2 separate regions of the Homo sapiens genome follow, and region 2 is linked to region 1. Evidence: read pairs that join two places in POLR2A ChIA-PET (ENCODE). Cell type or tissue: OCI-LY7. All regions are shown on one strand. Each heading gives the region's core, and the rest is flanking DNA. Links, peaks and the distances in the headings are about the cores only. Region 1 overlaps SLC26A6 (solute carrier family 26 member 6). Region 2 overlaps PRKAR2A (protein kinase cAMP-dependent type II regulatory subunit alpha).

Region 1 (5,584 bases), core at 313-2,812:
GGCTGGAGTGCAGTGGCACGATCTCCGCTCACCGCAAGCTCTGCCTCCCGGGTTCACGCCATTCTCCTGCCTCAGCCTCCTGAGTAGCTGGGACTACAGGCGCCCGCCACCTCGCCCGGCTAATTTTTTGTATTTTTAGTAGAGACGGGGTTTCACCGTGTTAGCCAGGATGGTCTCAATCTTCTGACCTCGTGATCCACCTGCCTCGGCCTCCCAAAGTGCTGGGATTACAGGCGTGAGCCACCGCACCCGACCTTACAAACTTTTTTTTTTTTTTTAACTAGGCTGGGCACCATGGCTCAGGCCTGTAATCCCAGCACTTTGGGAGGCCAAGGCAGATGGATCACCCGAGGTCGGGGGCTCGAGACCAGCCTGACCAACATGGAGACCTGCCTCTACTAAAATAGCCAGGCGTGGTGGTTCATGCCTGTAATCCCAGCTACTCAGCAGGCCGAGGCAGGGGAATCACTTGAACCTGGAAGGTGGAGGTTGTGGTGAGCCGAGATCGCGCCATTGCATTCCAGCCTGGGCAACAACAGCAAAACTCCATCTCAAAAAAAAGAAAAAGGCCGGCTGTGGTGGCTCACACTTGTAATCCCAGCACTTCAGGAAGCTGAGGTGGGTGGATCACGACATCAGGAAATTGAGACCATCCTGGCTAACATGGTGAAACCCCGTCTCTACTAAAAATACAAAAAAAAAAAAAAATTAGCTGGGCGTGCTGGCACACCCCTGTAGTCCCAGCTACTTGGGAAGCTGAGGCAGGAGAATCACTTAAACCCGGGAGGCAGAGTTTGCAGTGAGTTGAGATCATGTCACTGCACTCTGGCCTGGGCGACAGAGCGAGACTCCATCTCAAAATACAAACAAACAAAAACTAGCTGGGGCTGGGTGCGGTGGCTCACCCCTGTAATCCCAACACTTTGGGAGGCCAAGGCAGGAGGATCACTTGAGGTCAGGAGTTCAAAACCAGCCTGGCCAATATGGTGAAACTTCGTCTCTACAAAAATACAAAAATTAGCTGGACATGATGGTGGGTGCCTGTAATCCCAGCTATTCAGGAGGCTGAGGTGGGAGAATCACTTGGACCCAGGAGGTGGAGGTTGCAGTGAGCCAAGATCGTACCATTGCACTCCAGCCTGGGCGACAGAGCGAGACTCCGTCTTGGGTGGGGGGAGGTGGGGGAACTAGCTGGGTGTGGTGGCATGTACCTGTAGTCCCAGCTACTTAGGAGGCTGAGGCAGGAAGATCGCTTGAGCCCAGGAGGTCAATGCTGTAGTGAGTGGTGATCACAGCACTGCACTCCAGCCCGGGGAACAGAGCAAGAGCCGATTTAAAAAGAAAAAAAAAAAAAATCCACACGGCCCCTAAAACCTTTTGCTTTCCACCAGGGGCATCACCTCTCTAGGCTGACCAAACTCGCAGGTCCCCCACACCCAACCGCAGCCCCACAGTCCACATCGCAGTTGGGTGAGTGCTCAAAGATGTGGGATCAAAATCCACAGGCAGCTCCCCCGCTGTCAGAACAAAGCCCAAAGTCTCCCCCTGGACTGTGAGGTCCCCCCACCCTCTCACCTCAGCTCATGCTGCCCCTGCCTCCCACAGGCCTGCCTCAATACCCCCACTGCCAGCACCACAGCTCCCCAGGCCTAGAAAGTCACCTTCTTTCTTATGGCTGGAATTTCAGTTCCAGGGTCACCTGCTGAGTCCCCCTCCCATGAGCATCTTGGGTAACATATGACCTCTTCTATCACGTGACCCTGCTTTATTTTCTTCAAAGCATTTCTAACTACCTGCAATTTCCTGTTTGAGGTCTAAACTGCCCTCTCCAACATATAAGCTTCATTCAAACAATATTTACTGAGCAGCTGCCAGGCACCATTTCTGATGCTAGGACGTGGTGTGACAGAGTAAATAAAAGCTCTTATTTCCTGGGGCTGAACTTCTAGGCCATGAGTTGGGGGGTGGGGGGTGATGGTGCCAGGCACCAATACAGACCATGATAAAACAGAGCCAGGCAAGGGTACCTCTGCGATTTGAAGGGCAGGGTGGCCTCTGTCCATGCTCAGGATGGTGCCCAGACCCCTGCACAGAGCCTGGCACCTGCTCAGCACCTGATGAACAGCAGTGCTCGCATGTTTGGAGGAGAGGACCTGAGCCCAGCATTGTTTTCGCATTTCCTGGCATTTCCTCATTTATTTTTGAGACAGGGTCTTGCTCTGTCACACGAGCTGGAGTGCAGCTCCCTCCAGCATGATTTCAGCTCACTGCAACCTCCGCCTCTTGGGTTCAATTGATCCTCCCACCTCAGCCTTCCCAGTAGCTGGGATTACAGGCGTCCAGCACCATGCCCAGCTCATTTTTGTATTTTTAGTAGAGATGGGGTTTCACCTGCCTCGGGCCTCCCAAAGTGCTGGGATTATAGGCCCGGCATCTACTCATTTAATATTCACTGAGCAACCCCTGAAGCAAGAATTGTAGCCACTCACGCTCTACCGATGAACAGCACACTGAGGCCCAGACAGATCCTAAGACCCGGTCCCTCCCCTGCCATCACTGTCAGCTGACCCAACGCCCCACTGCCTGCTGGGTCACATGCCCAGATGTCGGCATTTAATGGCAGAAATCAACACACACTCCTTGGCTGACAGTGTTCTACCATGCCCAGGTGATCTGTCACCCATGCGGGGCATGATCTGGGCTCATTGCAACCTCTGCCTCCCAAGTTCAAGCGATTCTCATGCCTCAGCTTCCCGAGTAGCTGGGATTACAGGCATGTATCACCACGCCCGACTAACTTTTGTATTTTTAGTAGAGGTGGGATTTCACCATGTTGGCCAGGATGTTCTTGAACTCCTGATGTCAAGTGATCCACCTGCCTCTGCTTCCCAAAGTGCTGGGATTACAGGTGTGAACCACCGTGCCCGGCCCGGTCATGCTTATTCTTAAGCATAGAGCAGCAGTGTGGGGGAACAGCTGCTCCTAGGTGTTCACTCTGTATCCTCCAGGGACTGCCCATTGGCACCCACGCTGCCCTGTACCTTCTCGGGTATTCCTGAGAGCAAATTATTCCTGAGAAGCAGCTCTGGTTCCAACTGTTTCACATCTGAGGAGACAGCGAGTGAGGGCTATGCATGGCTGGGGAGAGACCTTAACAGGGGATGCCTCCACAGCTCCCCTGCTCTGTACCCTAACCTCCCGAGTCCTTCCTACACCTTCTGCCCCGTCTCACCTTCAGGGCACAGGAAGGGTCAGCAGCCACAGCTGTGGACCACCCACCACCAGGGCCCCACCAAGCCACAGCAGAGACTGGAGTTGAGCAGACAAATCTTTATTCCTGAGGCTAAAATATGCACCAGTTCCCTCCCTGTACCGCGCCACTGCCAGCCTGACTGCATGCAGGCCCTGTCCCAGACCTGGAGCGCTGAACTTGGAGTCCCAGGACCTCCTTCCCTGAGTTGTGTGTGTGTACATGGAGGGGACTCCTGGGTAGCACCTGGAGGCGGCCTAGGGGTGAGGGGCTTCTCAAGGGTGCCCTGCACCTCCAGAGGTGCAGTCTTGGGCAGGATGTAGCATGTTCAGAGTCTGGTGACCTGAGCAGGCAGAGGAGGGGAGGCTCTAGTCAGTTTCCAAAGGACACAGACCAACCCCCGCCCCTAGAACAGCTTTATCCAAAGACAGCGGAGAAAGCACTGGGCCCACTGGGGACAGAGCCATGGCCACCAGGAAAGACTCCCTGGAGCTGGGGCCAGGGTGGGGACAAGCAATAGATTAACAAAAAAGAGCTTGGCAGGCCAGAGGTAGGCTCACCGAAACAGGGCTGTCGGGGACAGGCCTCGGGTGTTGGAGGGCAAAGGTGACAGCATCATGGACAGAGGCAAAGAGATGCTTCTTGGTGATGGATGCATCGAAGAAGTGCCCAGCCTCAAGCTGGCTGACCACAGGGCCTGTGGGCAAGAAGTAGGCCTCCCCTGACTCTCAGAACCTCTAGGAACTCAACTCCCGGGAGCCAACAGAATGCCCTGACCTCATCACCCCTGACCTCCACCCCTGAGGCTACAGCTGAATCCACATCACTTGTAACCCTGGACTCCTGTCTCCCAGGACACCTCTGACCTCCAGTTCCAGAGAAAGACTTTTTCCTTGTGCTACTTGGAAAACCCCTTGGCCAAAAGTATCCTACCCTCTTCCCAGGTCCCTCCTGCTGTTCCCACCCTACTCACTGTGGCAGGCCGCCATGTACACCTCCACCTCAATCTCCCGGAAGTCATGGAAAATCTGTAGCGGAAAAGGGGGCCAGCCTCAGAGGGAGGCTCAGGGACTCAGAGGGGGGCTCGGGCAGGCTTGGGGAGGGAGTTTAGAAGGGGAGCTTTGAGGGTTTGGGGAGTCAGAGGCTGGGAGTGCTCTCAGGGCAAATTACAGGGTCAGTGTGGAAGCTCGAGGGGCCTTGGCCTGCCCCCGTCCTTACATTCTTCAGGCTCTTGAGGCACACAGTGTCCACAAAGGAGAGGGCACCCAGGTCCAGGATGAGGCTGTGGAAGTCTGGCTGAGGCAGGCCCAGGGCCTTCAGTGTGGACCCATCTGGGGCCTTGGAGTCTTCTTGACCATTGGCTGTTGCATCTTCCATCTTATCTCCTGAGCTCACCTGCTGGGGAGCCAGACATGCTGCCAGGGCCACCCATGAGAGAGTGAAGGCAGGACTGGCCGCACACAGACACGCGAGAACACGCAAGGTCAGATGGGGAGCATGCATGGGACACATAAGGACACAAACATGCGGGAGTCACATAGGTGTGCAAAGACAGGAATGACAGATGTGTGGGGACATGCAGGAGGGCACACCCAGATGTGCATATACTGCTCTGCTACCTCCTGGGCCGACGCTGCACAGGGACACGAGAAGGGAGTCCCTGTCCCATTCTCATCAGCCAGGGCTGAGTGGGGAGGGGGCCCAGGAGCAGGCCAGAATAGACACGGGCATCCACATGAAACGCATGCAGACACCTCGGCACCCTGCCCTGTCTCAGTCTCTAATTAAGTTTGGCATCCTCTTTGACCCCTCAATTTTTTTTTTAGAGACGGGGTCTCGCTTCATTGCCCAGGCTGAATGCAGTGGTTATTCACAGGCACCATTAGAGCGCACTGCAGCCCCGAGCTCCTGGGCTCAAATGATTTTCCCGCCTTAGCCTCCCGAAGAGCTGGGACTACAGGCGCGTACCACCACGCCTGCCTTTGACCCCTTGATTTTCTCCCATATACCCCATCCCTTTCCTCTACCCATGAGCAGACTCTGGGGGAAGTCTTGTGGGATCTACAAATTCAAGGTCTTCATCTAGGCCTGAGAATCTAAGCCTAGATTCTGTGGCATATCACGACGCTCCCTGAAGAATATCTGACCCAGCCTCCCCACTCCTCCTGCCATCGGCGCAACACCCTCGAGCCCACAGCTGCTGGGTCCATGGCATTCCTCATGAGACATGTGGATCCTGCATCTCTGCAGCTCACAGCTGTCACCTCCTTTCCCACCTCCAGTCTCACCATCATCTTGCAGTCCTCAACGTTGTTGCTCCTCATGTCTTCAAGG
Region 2 (12,997 bases), core at 5,499-7,998, 120 kb after region 1:
GGGAGCTTAGATTCCACTTTTTGTGGGAAGAGTATAAAAATATTTGTGGACAGGTTTTATATTATCATCAAAAAGAAGGAACTGGGATAATGCCACTTCATTTGGAGGGCCTGCCACAAAGTTGGAATGAGTAAGAAAAGTGAGATGCAGAAAAGTATGTACAAAATAACCTAAATGTGTACAACAAAGACAAACCACTTTGTGTGAATATGTGTATGCTTTTTTTTTTTTGAGACAGAGTCTCATGATGTCTCCCTGGCTGGAGTGCAATGGCGTGATCTCTCTTAGCTCACTGCAACCTCCGCCTCCCAGTTTCAAGCGATTCTTGTGCCTCAGCCTCCCGAGTAGCTGGGACTACAGGCATGCACCACCATATCCAGCTAATTTTTTGTATTTTAAAAACATTATTTATTTAATTTTTAGATGGAGTTTCGCTCTTGTCACCCAGGCTGGAGTGCAGTGGCACAATCTCGGCTCATTGCAACCTCTCTGCCTCCTGAGTTCAAGTGATTGTCCTGCTTCAGCCTCCCAAGAAGCTGGGATTACAGGCGCCTGCCACCATGCGCAGCTAATTTTTTGTATTTTTAGTAGAGACAGGGTTTCGCCATGTTGGGCAGGCTGGTCTTTAACTCCTGACCTCAGGTGATCCACCTGCCTCAGCCTCCCAAAGTGCTGGGATTACAGGCGTGAGCCACTTGCACCTGGCCGTGTGTATGCTTTTATAATTATATAAGCCAGGAGAAAAGTAGGGAACATACAGTTTGTAAACATGGGTTGCAGAAAATGGTGATAGAAGGGAGGGAAAGGAAAAGAGGAAAAGATAAAAGATTTAAAGGACAGCAGTTATGATGGGTTCTCTCTTATGCAATTAATTATAGGTATATATTTAGCTGGAGGAACGAAGAAATTCTTTAGAGAGGCATCCTTAGGTGACAGAAAGATTAAGAAAATCAAGGAAGTGATGACCTCCTTATCTTAAAACTCAGGATAGGGTAGGGAGGGGTGACTGGTGGGCCACAAGGGGGTGCTGCAGGGCACTGGGAATGTTTTTCATCTGTGTTGGGTTTCTGTTTGGTCTGTGAAAAATAATTGAGCAAAACATCTTTGTTTTATGTACTTTTATGTATTTGTTATATCCTACACTTTAAAAAATTAAATTAAAAAAACAAAACCTGCTGGGCATGGTGGCTCACACCTGTAATCCCAGCACTTTGGGAGGCTGAGGCAGGCGAGTCACTAGGACAGGAGTTCAAGAACAGCCTGGCCAAAATGGTGAAACCCCGTCTCTACTAAAAATACAAAAAATTAGCTGGGTGTGGTGGCACACACCTGTAGTGCCAGCTACTCGAGAGGCTGAGGCAGGAGAATCGCTTAAATCTGGGAGATGGAGGTTGCAGTGAGCTGAGACTGTGCCATTGCACTCTAGCCTGGGTGACAAAGCAAGACTCTGTCTCAAAAAACAAACAAAACCAAAAGCAAAGCAAAATTTGCATAAGGTTCCCAGTGGTTGCAGTGAAGGGACAGTAGATAGGCCTTGGCCTGGACCATTTACGCCTTTGCAAGGCTGGAAGGAAGTTACATGAGCACTCAGCCGAGGGCTAATGTGGCAAAAGTCACATTTCAAAAATAAGACTCTGGCTGTTAATCCTAGAGGGTAATTAAGACTGGGACTAAAGCCAAGTATTAAGTCCAAGGAGGGGAAAGCACTGGAGGGATTTTAAAGAAGAGTTGGGATCTGAGAGTGGACAGATTAGAGGTGATGGCAGTTGGAGACTTCTTCAGGACAGAAGGGTGGTACAACTGGAGAGGGAGTACTGATGAAAAATAAGAGGATGGGCCGGGTGTGGTGGCTCATGCCTGCAATCCCAGCACTTTGGGAGGCCAAGGCGGGCGGATCACATGAGATCAGGAGTTCCAGACCAGACTGGCCAACATGGTGAAGTCCTGTCTCTACTAAAAATACAAAATTAGCAGGACGTGGTGGCCTGCACCTGTAATCCCAGCTATTCAGGAGGCTGAGGTAGGAGAATCCATTGAACCTGGGAGGTGGAGGTTGCAGTGAGCCGAGCTCGTGCCACTGCACTCCAGCCTGAGCAACACAGCGAGACTCCATCTCAAGAAAAAAAAAAAAAAAGACAATATTTGGGACAGCTGTTTCATAGCCTTAGTGGAGATGTCAAGCAGTGGGACAACTAGTTCAGGGTGAAGTGTCCCAGCTGGAAGTATAAATTCAGAGAGAGCAGCATGGTGATAACACTCAAAGCCACACTGTTCCTGACAAAATTCCCTAAGGAGGGAGGGAGGGAGAAGAGCCCAGAGTACAGTCTTGGGTCACTCCAACATTTAACTATGTGTAGTTAAAGGTGGCAACAGAGATGAGGATGATCATAAGAGCTGGAAGGAAAACCAGGAGGGCTGAATGATTCCTGAGAATGTGGTCCTTGAAGCAGGAGGGAGAAGTCAATCCCAGTGAATTTTGCTGGGATTCCAGAGAGCTAGTATGTGCACTGGTTTTGTCAGCGGAAGTCACTGGGGACTGTGCCATGGGCTGTGGCAAGAATGGGAGGTGAGGAAGGGTAATGGCAACCACAGGCAAGTTTCAGAATGGGGCAGGAGCTAGAGGAGGATGGTGGGGAGCAAAGAGGGAGACCGGAGTTTCTGACCCATGGCAAGTCATTGCTGAGGGAGGCAGAGGTGCGAGAGGTTGGAGGACAGGGCTCTAGGGCCAGGCAGCAAGCACTGCAATGGTTTTGGAGATGAAGGGTACAGGTGAGATGCTGAGCACAGACCTCACCTCCAGGATGTAGGTCTTCAGGCCCCTGGCAGAGATGGGCCTCTGATCCCCAAAGAGGACCTCCAAAGGTGGAGGGGGCAAGAGTCTGATGAGGAGGTAGAGGGGTGCTTCTGCACTCCAGGTTCCTTTTCCTGCCCATTCCTTAAACCCGCTGGCTGTTCTTGCTCACCCCCACTCCCTCCTGCCTGGAGTCAGCCCAGGGCCTCCAGCGCTGAAGAACTGGACAGGCAGCTCAGCTCGGAGTTGGGAACACAATGGTCCCACTCGGGCAGAGGTGGGGCTAAGGTCTCTGATGACCCTCAGCTGCACCCACAGCCCTGGGACGTGGGCCATGCAGAGAGGGGTTGGTGGCAAATAATTCCTAGATTTTTTTTTTCCAGAACAAAAGACAGGAAAATTACCAAGAAAAGGATCCCACAAGGCCAGGGTTGGGAGGGTTCCTAGTATATCCTGGACACACACACCCTGTCCCCAGCACGTCCAGGCAGGACAAAGCTGGAGGGGCCAGCTGAGGTATTCCCATTGTGCTAGAAGCCCGCCCAGTGTCAGTGGGCCCCACCCCTGCACTCTTAATATGCCCTTGCATGCACCTGGCCCTTGAACTAGTTCCCCAGTGCCAAGTGAGGGCCTTCCCGGTTTTCAGTTGTGAGGCCAGCTCTGCGTTAGGGGTGGGGGCTGCTTTTGCTGTAAGCCAGAGATACAAACCTTGAGGTGAGCACAAAGGCAGAGACCACAGCAGCGAGTGGACCCCAGACAATTGATTGCAGTTGGGTCTTGGCCCAGCCCAGGTAGGCAAGGGACTCAGGCAATGCCAGGGTCAGTGGGAGTGGACATCCTCCCATAAGCCTGCCATCTTCGTACACAGCTGCAAGCGGAGGCCCAGGATGAGGGTCCCAACCCGTTTTTGTCTGGCTAGACTGAGACAGGAGCTGTCAGCCAGGTGGAACCATCTTGAGTCCCGAGGGAGGTGCAGCGCCCCAAGCTCAGAGTCTGAGGGTCACATGCTCTTCCACCCAGCTATGCTCTGGTTGGAAAAGAGCTCAGGGACCCAGTGCCACCAAGGCTGGAGCTTCCTGGAGAACAACCCCTCGTGTGGGGTCTGGGCTGAGACTTGGAAGGTCAGCGGGGGCCCTGAGCCAGCGCGCAGCCTCATTTGTCACCCTGGGCTTGGGGCCGGCTGCACAGTTCTGGGGCAGGATGCTGGGAGCTCCAGGACAGCCCGGCCCCTGCTGGCCAAAGTGGCAAAATGCAGTACTGCCACTCACGCGTGCTTCCAGCATGTCCCGCGTCCCAGGCTTACCCGTCCCAAAGGCCTTCTCCCTACCTGGCCACAGGCCAAGACTCAGCTCACAGCAGACATGGGAGTGTGTACTGCAGCTGTCCACTCGTGCCCACGCCAGCAGTTTCAGAATGAAAGTGAACAGTTTGACCATCACTGGATGTTATACTCTAAAGTGCTGGTTTGCTTATCTGGTGGGTCTAGATTTTAGCTCCTTTTTATCTGTTTAGCAGACAAAAAACAACTGCACACACCTCCCCTCCTTCCGGGAGTTGGAGGACCTAGCCAGAAAGGGTATTGCTGGATCCTGGCTTATAGCAGAGTACACAGTGACCTTTGTCCCCTGGCTCAGTGCAGTTCTGCAGAGGGAGGAAGGGGTAGGCCCATGGCCAAGAAGGCTACAGGGGATTTGGCTGGTATCTTCTGTTTCAGCAGCCTTCCCCAATAGCTGCCTGTCAAATGTGCATTTGTCTGCCTATCAGCATAGACTGACTGGTGAAGAGTCCTGCTGGTTTTCCTAGTGGGTAGTGCCAATCCTCTGGTCTCATACTGTAGCCTGGCTAGCCTCCTGCCCTGTGGTGTACAAATGGGCTGGGCACGCCTAACTTTGTGTACTGAAAGACATGCCAGATAAATGGTTTTATAGAACAGAAAGAAATGCCCACAAGATCAAGGATTCTGGTTGGGAAGAAGTGAGAGGGAGGGTTAGAAATGTTGTAAGTGGCTGGGCGCGGTGGCTCACACCTGTAATCCCAGCACTTTGGGAGGCCGAAATGGGTGGATCACTTGACGTCAGGGATTCGAGACCATCCTGGCCAACATGGTGAAACCCCATCTCTACTAAAAATACAAAAATTAGCTGGGCGTGGTGGCGCATGCCTGTAATCCCAGCTACTCGGGAGGTGGAGGCGGGAGAATTGCTTGAACCCGGGAGGCGGAGGAGGTTGCAGTGAGCCAAGATCACGCCACTGCACACTCCAGCCTGGGCAACAGAGTAAGACTGTCTCAAAAAAAAAAAAATTCACACATAAGAGACACCTTCAACTGGGCGCAGTGGCTCACGCCTGTAATCCCAGCATTTTGGGAGGCCGAAGCGGGCGGATCACCTCAGGTCTCTACTAAAAATACAAAATTAGCTGGGCGTGGTGGCACATGCCTGTAATTCCAGCTACACTAGGAGGCTGAGGCAGAAGAATTGCTTGAACCCGGGAGGCGAAGTGCAGTGAGCCAAGATTACGCCATTGCACTCTAGCCTGGGCAACAAGAGCGAGACTCTGTCTCAAAAAAAAAGAGACACCTTCAGAAAAATTTGATTCCTAGCACCTGACCTCACAGAAGGCAATTGAGGCCAGAAATGCATTGCTGGCCAAACTTTCTCATGATGTTTAGAATAACTAGCATAAAGATCACAATTTCTGGCTGGGCGCAGTGGCTCACGCCTGCAATCCCAGCACTTTGGGAGGCTGAGGCGGGCGAATCATTTGAGCTCAGGAGTTCCAGAGCAGCCTGGCCAACATGGTGAAACCCTGTCTCTACTAAAAATACAAAAATTAGCTGGGCATGGTGGTGGGTGCCTGTAATCCCAGCTTCTTGGGAGGCTGAAGCAGGACAATCACTTGAACTAAGGAGGCAGAGAGGTTGCAATGAGCCGAGATTGTGCCACTGCACTCTGGCCTGGGCGACAAGAGTGAAACTCTGTCTCAAAAAAAAAAAAAAAAAAGATGACAGTTTCTGAGGAGTCCCTACCTGGGGGGAGTCCTTCAAATCTTAAATCTAGTTGTTCTTGGCCAGGCGCAGTGGCTCATGCCTATAATCCCGGCACGTTGGGAGGACAAGGAGGGCGGATCATGAGGTCAGGAGTTCAAGACCAGCCTGGCCAACATAGGGAAACCCCGTCTCTACTAAAAATACAAAACTTAGCTAGGCGTGGTGGCGCATGCCTGTAGTCCCAGCTACTTGGGAGGCTGAGGCAGGAGAATCGCTTGAACACGGAAGGCGGAGGTTGCAGTGAGCTGAGATCACACCACTGCACTCCAGCCTAGGTAACAGAGTGAGACTCTGTCTCAAAAAACAAAACAAAATACAACAAAACAAAACAAAAAACTAGCTGTTCTCCTTTCACTGCTCCCCCAGAATGCTTCTATAAACAGAATTGTATGATGCAAGGTAGAGCAGCAAGGGACATCACATGCTTGCGTGTCTAGGTTACTCATTTTATGAAGACACAACAGCAGCCCAGAGAGAAAAGAGTAGCATGACTAAGGACAACAGACACTAGAAGCATAATCATCCTTGAGATAGGAGAGGGGCTGCTATCTGCATGAGTCCAGAAATGTGGAGGAACAGGCCCGGAGCGGCAGCTCACGCCTGTAATTCCAGCACTTTGGGAGGCTGAGACTGGCGGATCACCTGAAGTCAGGAGTTTGAGACCAGCCAGGCCAACATGGTGAAACCCCATTTCTATAAAAATACAAAAATTAGCCAGGTATGGTGGCACACGCCTGTAATCCCAGCTACTCGGGAGGCTGAGGCTCGAGAATCACTTGAACCCGGGAGGCGGAGCTTGCAGTGAGCTGAGATCGTGCCACTGCACTCAAAAAAAAAAAAAAAAAAAAGAGAGAAACATGGAGGATAAACTCCACGGGCACTGGATGAAAGCTCCAGGAATCACCTGATAGATCTCAGTACCATTATTGTTGCTAATTCTTGGGGTTTAAACACAGGGTTAGAAACATTCACAGCTGGTCATCAGGATTTATTCAATGAACAAATGAGCTTAGGCAGACCTAACTTCTAACATTCCAAGTTAGAACTTGGTAATACTTGTCTGAATTCACAACTGATTAGTAGGTTCCTGGTCAACACTCAGCATTTTTTTTTCTTTTTTTGAGACGGAGTCTCACTCTGTTGCCAGGCTGGAGTGCAGTGGCACGATCTCAGCTCACTGAAAACTCCGCCTCCGAGGTTCAAGCGATTCTCCTGCCTCAACCTCCCGAATAGCTGGGACTACAGGCGCATGCCACCACGCCCAGATAATTTTTGTACTTTTATTTATTTTTTTCTTTGAGATGGAGTCTTGCTCTGTTGCCCAGGCTGGAGTGCAGTAGCACGATCTCGGCTCACTGCAACCTTCGCCTCCCAGGTTCAAGTGATTCTCCTGCCTCAGCCTCCTGAGTAGCTGGAATTACTGCACACCATCACACCCGGCTAATTTTTGTATTTTCAGTAGAGACGGGGTTTCACCATGTTGGTCAGGCTGGTCTCGAACTCCTGACCTCATGTTCTGCCCACCTCGGCTTTCCAATGTGTCGGGATTACAGGTGTGAGCTACTGTGCCCGCCCTAATTTTTGTATTTTTAGTAGACGCGGGGTTTCACTACGTTGGCCAGGATGGTCTTGATCTCTTACCCTCATGGTCCGCCTGCCTCGGCCTCCCAAGGTGCTGGGATTACAGGCGTGAGCCACAGCACCTGGCCAACACTCCACATTTTATTTATATATCAGAAAACAATCAGGTAACAGTATGTATCACTGGCCATGATTTGTCTCTAGAGAGAATGGGTAAAGGAAGCAAAATTTATACTTAATATGATGCTTTGTTAAGTGACCCCAATTTCCTCCCACTTTTTAATACTGTTTTAATTGTTGTTATAAAATTAAGTGATTCCCTATCACTATATACTCAGGTAATATATTCAGGTAACTTTGATGGGACAAATTTCTAGCTTCCTGTTAGGACACACTAACATAGTCCTCATGTAATGTTCCCTCTTCAAGGCTGAGACTACGGATGATATGATCTTGACATTGTCCTGGAATGTCTTATGTCATAGCAGTACTACCACGAAAACAAAACCACAATTTTGTTTTTTCCTTTTGGTGGAGAATGGGGTCTCGTTACGTTGCCCAGGCAGGTCTCGGACTCCTGGGCTCGAGCTATCCTCCTGCCTCTGCCTCCCTAAGAGCTGGGATTATAGGCGTGAGCCACTGTGCCCAGCCACAATTTTTTTTTAATTAAAAAAAATTTTTTAGAGATGCGGTTTCATGATCGAGACCATCCTGGCTAACACGGTGAAACCCTGTCTCTACTGAAAAAAAAAAAAAATTAGCCGGGCATGGTGGTGGGCGCCTGTAGTCCTGGCTACTCGGGAGGCTGAGGCAAGGAGAATAGCATGAACCCAGGAGGTGGAGCTTGCAATGAGCCAAGATCACGTCACTGCACTCCAGCCTGGGCGACAGAGCAAGACTCTGTCTTTAAAAAAAAAAAAGAGCGAGAGATGCGGTTTCACTATGTTGCCCAGGCTGGTCTTAAACTCCTGGGCTCAAGCGATCCTCCCACTTCAGCCTCCCAAAGGGCTGAGATTACAGGAGTGAGCCACCATGCCTGGCTGACATTTAATTTTTAAAGCTTTCAAACAAAGACACTTTGGTTTTTAGAGGGTTCAGCTACCAGTTTATTGGGCCCTAGTGAGTCCCAAGATTTCCATCTACCAGTTGCTTGGGTCCTAGATTTCATATGCTCCCACAGTTGGCCCTTTGGTACAGGCAGGTGTCTCTGTCCAAATGTGGGCAAGATCAAACTGCAACAAGGCGCTTCCTTTGGTCACCTGAAAAGAAATTGTAGGTACAGTGGGCTGTCACAGCATCCTTGCTAGTTCTGGTTATAGCCATGTCACAGAGAAGGAAATTATGTAAATAATATTGAGTGACAGATGTTTTCTACTTTTTTTTTTAAACGGAGTCTCACTCTGTTGCCCAGGCTGGAGTGCAGTGGCGCAATCTTGGTTCACTGCAACCTCTACCTCCTGGGTTCAAGCAATTCTCCTGCCTCAGCCTCCTGAGTAGTTGGGATTACAGGCACCCGCCACCACACCTGGATAATATTTGTATTTTTAGTAGAGACGGGGTTTCACCATGTTGGCCAGGCTGGTTTTAAACTCCTGACCTCAAATGATCCACCTGCCTCAGCCTCCCAAAGTCCTGGGATTATAGGCATGAGCAACCGCACCCAGCCTTTTTTTTTTTTTTTTTCAGACACCGTGCCAGGCTATTTTTTATTTTTTGTAGAGACAGGGTCTTACTATGTTGCCCAGGCTGGTTTCAAACTTCAATGATCCTCCTGCCTTAGCCTCCCAAAGCACCTGGATTACAGGTGTGAGCCACCATACCCAGCTCTGCTGGGTTTCATTGGTGAGTTTGTCTTCCTGGCAAGGGATATACAGGATACCCTTGCACATCATCCACAACCATTCAAATACCATGTTGTGATTGCTAATTTTATGTGTTAACTTGACTGGGCCACAGTGTGCCCAGATATTTGATCCAACATTATTCCAGATGTTTCTGTGAGGGTGTTTTTGGATAAGGTTTTTTTTTTTTTTTTTTTTTTTTGAGACTGAGTTTCACTCTTGTCGCCCATGCTGGAGTGAGTGGAATGATGCAATCTCGGCTCACTGCAACCTCCACCTCCTGGGTTCAAGTGACTCTCCTACCTCAGCCTTCCAAATGGCTGGGATTATAGGAATGTGCCACCATACCTGGCTAATATTTGTGTTTTTAGTAGAGACTGGGTTTCACCATGTTGGCCAGGCTGGTCTCAAACTCCTGACCTCAGGTGATCCGCCCACCTCCACCTCCCAAAGTGCTGGGATTACAGGTCTGAGTCATCGTGCCCAGCCTGGATAAGATTAACATTTAATTTGGTATAGAAGTAAAGTAGATGACCTTCCCTAATGTGTGTGGGCCTCATCCAATCAGTCGAAGGCGTGAATAGAACAAAAAGGCCAACTCTTCCCCAAGTAAGACAGAATGCCCACCTTTGAACTGGGATGTTGTCTTTTTTCCTGCTTTTGGACGCTAACTGAAACACTGGTTCTTCCTGGGTCTTGAGCCTGCTGGCTTTTGGACAAGAACAACAACATTGGCTCTTCTGAATCTCAGGCCTTCACATTTGAACTGGAACTAAACCATTGGCTCTCCTGGGTCTACAGCTAGCCAATTCACCCTGCAGATCTTGGGACTTGCCCACCTCCATAACTGTGTGAGCCAATTCCTTATAATAAATCTTTAGGCTGGGTGCAGTGGCTCACACCTATAATTCCAGCACTTTGGGAAGCTGGAAGCTGAGGCAGGAAGACTGCTTGAGCCTAGGAGTTTGAAACCAGCCTGGACAACATAGTGAGATCCTGTCACTAAAAAAAAAAAAAAAAAAAAAAAAAGAATCTTTATACACATACACACACACCCTACTGACTGCTTCTCTGGAGAACCCTGACTAGTACAAGGGGTCCCTAATTTTCAAGGGCTCATACCCTAATCCCAGATCTACCAGAAGAATGAATCTGCCAAAGGAGTGCTATGACGGCCTGGAGCCCTGAAGCAAAATGGCAAACACGTAACATAAGACTGCACCAGAAAGTCAGACATGATTTGTCAGCCTTTATTAATCAAGAGTAAAGCCGAGCCCTAGGGTTTCCTTAACAACAACAAAAAGAACATCAACCTTGTTTATGGCAAACAGTGACTTAATTCTTAATGACTGTTCATTATATGTTTAACACCACAGAGCAAGAATTGATCACGTTTCAATCACTTATTCTTCTGAGATTAAAATACAAGATTAAAACAGATTAAAATAAAATTCACTCCAAGAATTTAAAAAATAATTCCAAATGAAGGACATTTCAAACACTGTATATAGAACTCAGGACCAAAAGAAGACCTTAAAACATTTTTTACCTTTGAGGTAGCACAATAATGCTGAATTAGATTTATTTTATTACAGTGAGCTTAAAAAAACAACACGGAATCTACCCTTTGCTCAAGGTGGGCTAAATGGTTTTACGCAAACCCCTCCATGAGGTTAGTGACAGTTCTTGTCCTTTTTTTTTTTTTTTTTTTTTTTTTTAAAGTATAAAGATAGCCCTGCAGTGTGTAAAAGGAAACCTATGGGAAGGCTGCTTCCCATAAAATAGACAATAGAATCATTGAGGAACGTCAGCAGTCAAGACAGGAGGAACAAGAGGTCATTGTAGTGAAAAACCAAAACAACTTGTATCTTGGCAAGATTGGTTTACAAGTTCATGACAAGAACAAAAATTCCAACATCAGCCAACTGAAAATAAAAGATAAAAGATGACATTCATGGATCTTTTTATTTTTCTCTGTGCAAAATGCTCTTCTTTCTGAATTAGAGGGTAGCTTGTACACTGTGACATGACATGAAATGCTGTGTGCCCAGGGTGCTGCTGGGTGCCAACAGCACCTCTCACTGAATACGATATCACTGTGTGCAGAGAAAACGGGCAATCAGAGGATAAACATAACCTCTCCTGGCTGGAGAACCATTTCTTGCGACTTTGCTGCTGAATTCACTCATTAAACTGCTCAAAGGAAAAGCTCTACCCTGATTTCTGAGAGTCTACAGCAATATATGTAACACAATTATATATGAAGACTATTGACTAACAGGACAATAGCACATGAACCTTTCCTTCAGAGAATTCAACCAAGAGAAGAGAGTGGGTGGCATAAGCTGGGGGCCAAAAGGAAGGCTCTCAGGAATATTCTCTACCATCCAAAATCAACAGCAAAGCCAGAAAAGGGGCATGAGCTCTAATTCATTGAAGAGAACACCACAAAACAGTTAACAAAGGGATCTCTTTCCAACACATGCTCCTCTCCATGAGGCTCAACCGTCAGTGCAGGGCTTGCCTGATGTGGACAATGTGGATACCTCAGCCCTGAGTTGAACTTGGCATGCCACCTTTGATTCCCCATGCTGCAAAAAGAATTGGAACGCTGTCAGGTCCTGGCACCGTGGTAATGGCTATATCCTATTTCACTCACACACGTCCTTTTAAAGTCTCCCTTCCTCAAGCTATTAAATAGAACCCTCTAGGGATCCTGTATGCAGTGAGGGTCTGAACTGATGATCCATATGTCAATCAGTAGTTGGAGGAGGATGACTTTTTTTTTTTTTTTTTGAGATAGGGTCCCACTTTGTCCCCCAGACTGGAGTGCAGTGGCACGATCATGGCTCACTGCAGCTTCAGTCTCCCAGGTTAAAGGAATCCTTTCACCTCAGCCTACTGAGTGTGCACCACCAGGTCCAGCTAATTGTTTTTTTAACTTTTTTTTTTTTTTTTTTTCTTGGTAGAGACAGGGTCTCCCTCTGTTGCCCAGGATGGTTTGGAACTCCTGGGCTCAAGCAATCCTCCCACTTTGGCTTCCCAAAGTGCTGAGATTACAGGCATGAGCCACTATGCCCAACCTGAGCAGGATGACTTAAACCTGATCAATTCTACTCCAAAACAGCAACTATCATTAAGTCAGGGGTGTCAAGGAGGACTCTGTGAAGGCAAAGACTAGACTGGGATGTGTGCGAGAGTGGGATAAGAAGGCCCATCCCTAGCAGACTGCAGGAGTGACTCTGGCATAGAATTCATGGCCAGCCCTAACTAGTGTGATGGGTGGCAGGGAGGAGGCATCTGCTCAGTGTTCAAACAAAATCCTTACAAGTTCTGGGGCTGGACCTCTGTGTCACTCCTGAATCCCAATGTATCCGTTACCTTTACAAGAAACTGGTGTGGTTCTTGTCTGCTAAGGGCAAGACCTGTTTTCTGAATTTACTTTCTGATAATAAAGTAACACCATGGAAAAGAAGAACCTCAGAAAAATATGGGGTCACCACATGGGCTTTCCCAGTGCTAGCTGCCTGTTTTGGAAAGCTGCAATGTAGGCTACAGAGGGCAGTCTGAAAAGAGTCCTTCTGCTTTCGCTTCCTGGAGCTTAAGAAGAAAAGAGGAATTACCAAGGTTGTGGTGGGTTATTTACTCTGGAAATATCTTGGTCACACTGTCCGTGGCAAAAGCGGAAAGCCTAGCTTATGTGGATAGTTGAAGGTGACTGTGTGGGCCATCATT

The links. ChIA-PET counts read pairs that join two places held together with the same protein. Peaks named below come from ENCODE experiments on the same cell type or tissue, not always from the same donor. Only the 100,000 strongest peaks of a DNase experiment are listed, where the experiment ranks them.
Region 2: POLR2A ChIA-PET joins it to region 1 with 7 read pairs; 3 of 35 experiments call an interaction of 5 or more read pairs at or near these places.

The regions. Positions count from the first base shown.
Region 1 is chr3:48,622,408-48,627,991 of GRCh38, forward strand. It overlaps SLC26A6 (solute carrier family 26 member 6), which reads right to left. Exons shown (of 21, transcript NM_022911.3): 17 at 5,539-5,584; 18 at 4,469-4,648; 19 at 4,224-4,278; 20 at 3,811-3,947; 21 at 3,316-3,593. The coding sequence ends at 3,579. Among named protein-coding and RNA genes, the nearest start is that of TMEM89, 3.4 kb to the left of the region's middle. In OCI-LY7, for the core only: no CTCF peak of the experiment used is centred there; a DNase peak (open chromatin) is centred at 1,764.
Region 2 is chr3:48,736,088-48,749,084 of GRCh38, forward strand. It overlaps PRKAR2A (protein kinase cAMP-dependent type II regulatory subunit alpha), which reads right to left. Exons shown (of 11, transcript NM_004157.4): 11 at 10,499-12,997. Among named protein-coding and RNA genes, the nearest start is that of IP6K2, 25 kb to the left of the region's middle. RefSeq lists a silencer at 1,459-1,548. In OCI-LY7, for the core only: no CTCF peak of the experiment used is centred there; no DNase peak of the experiment used is centred there.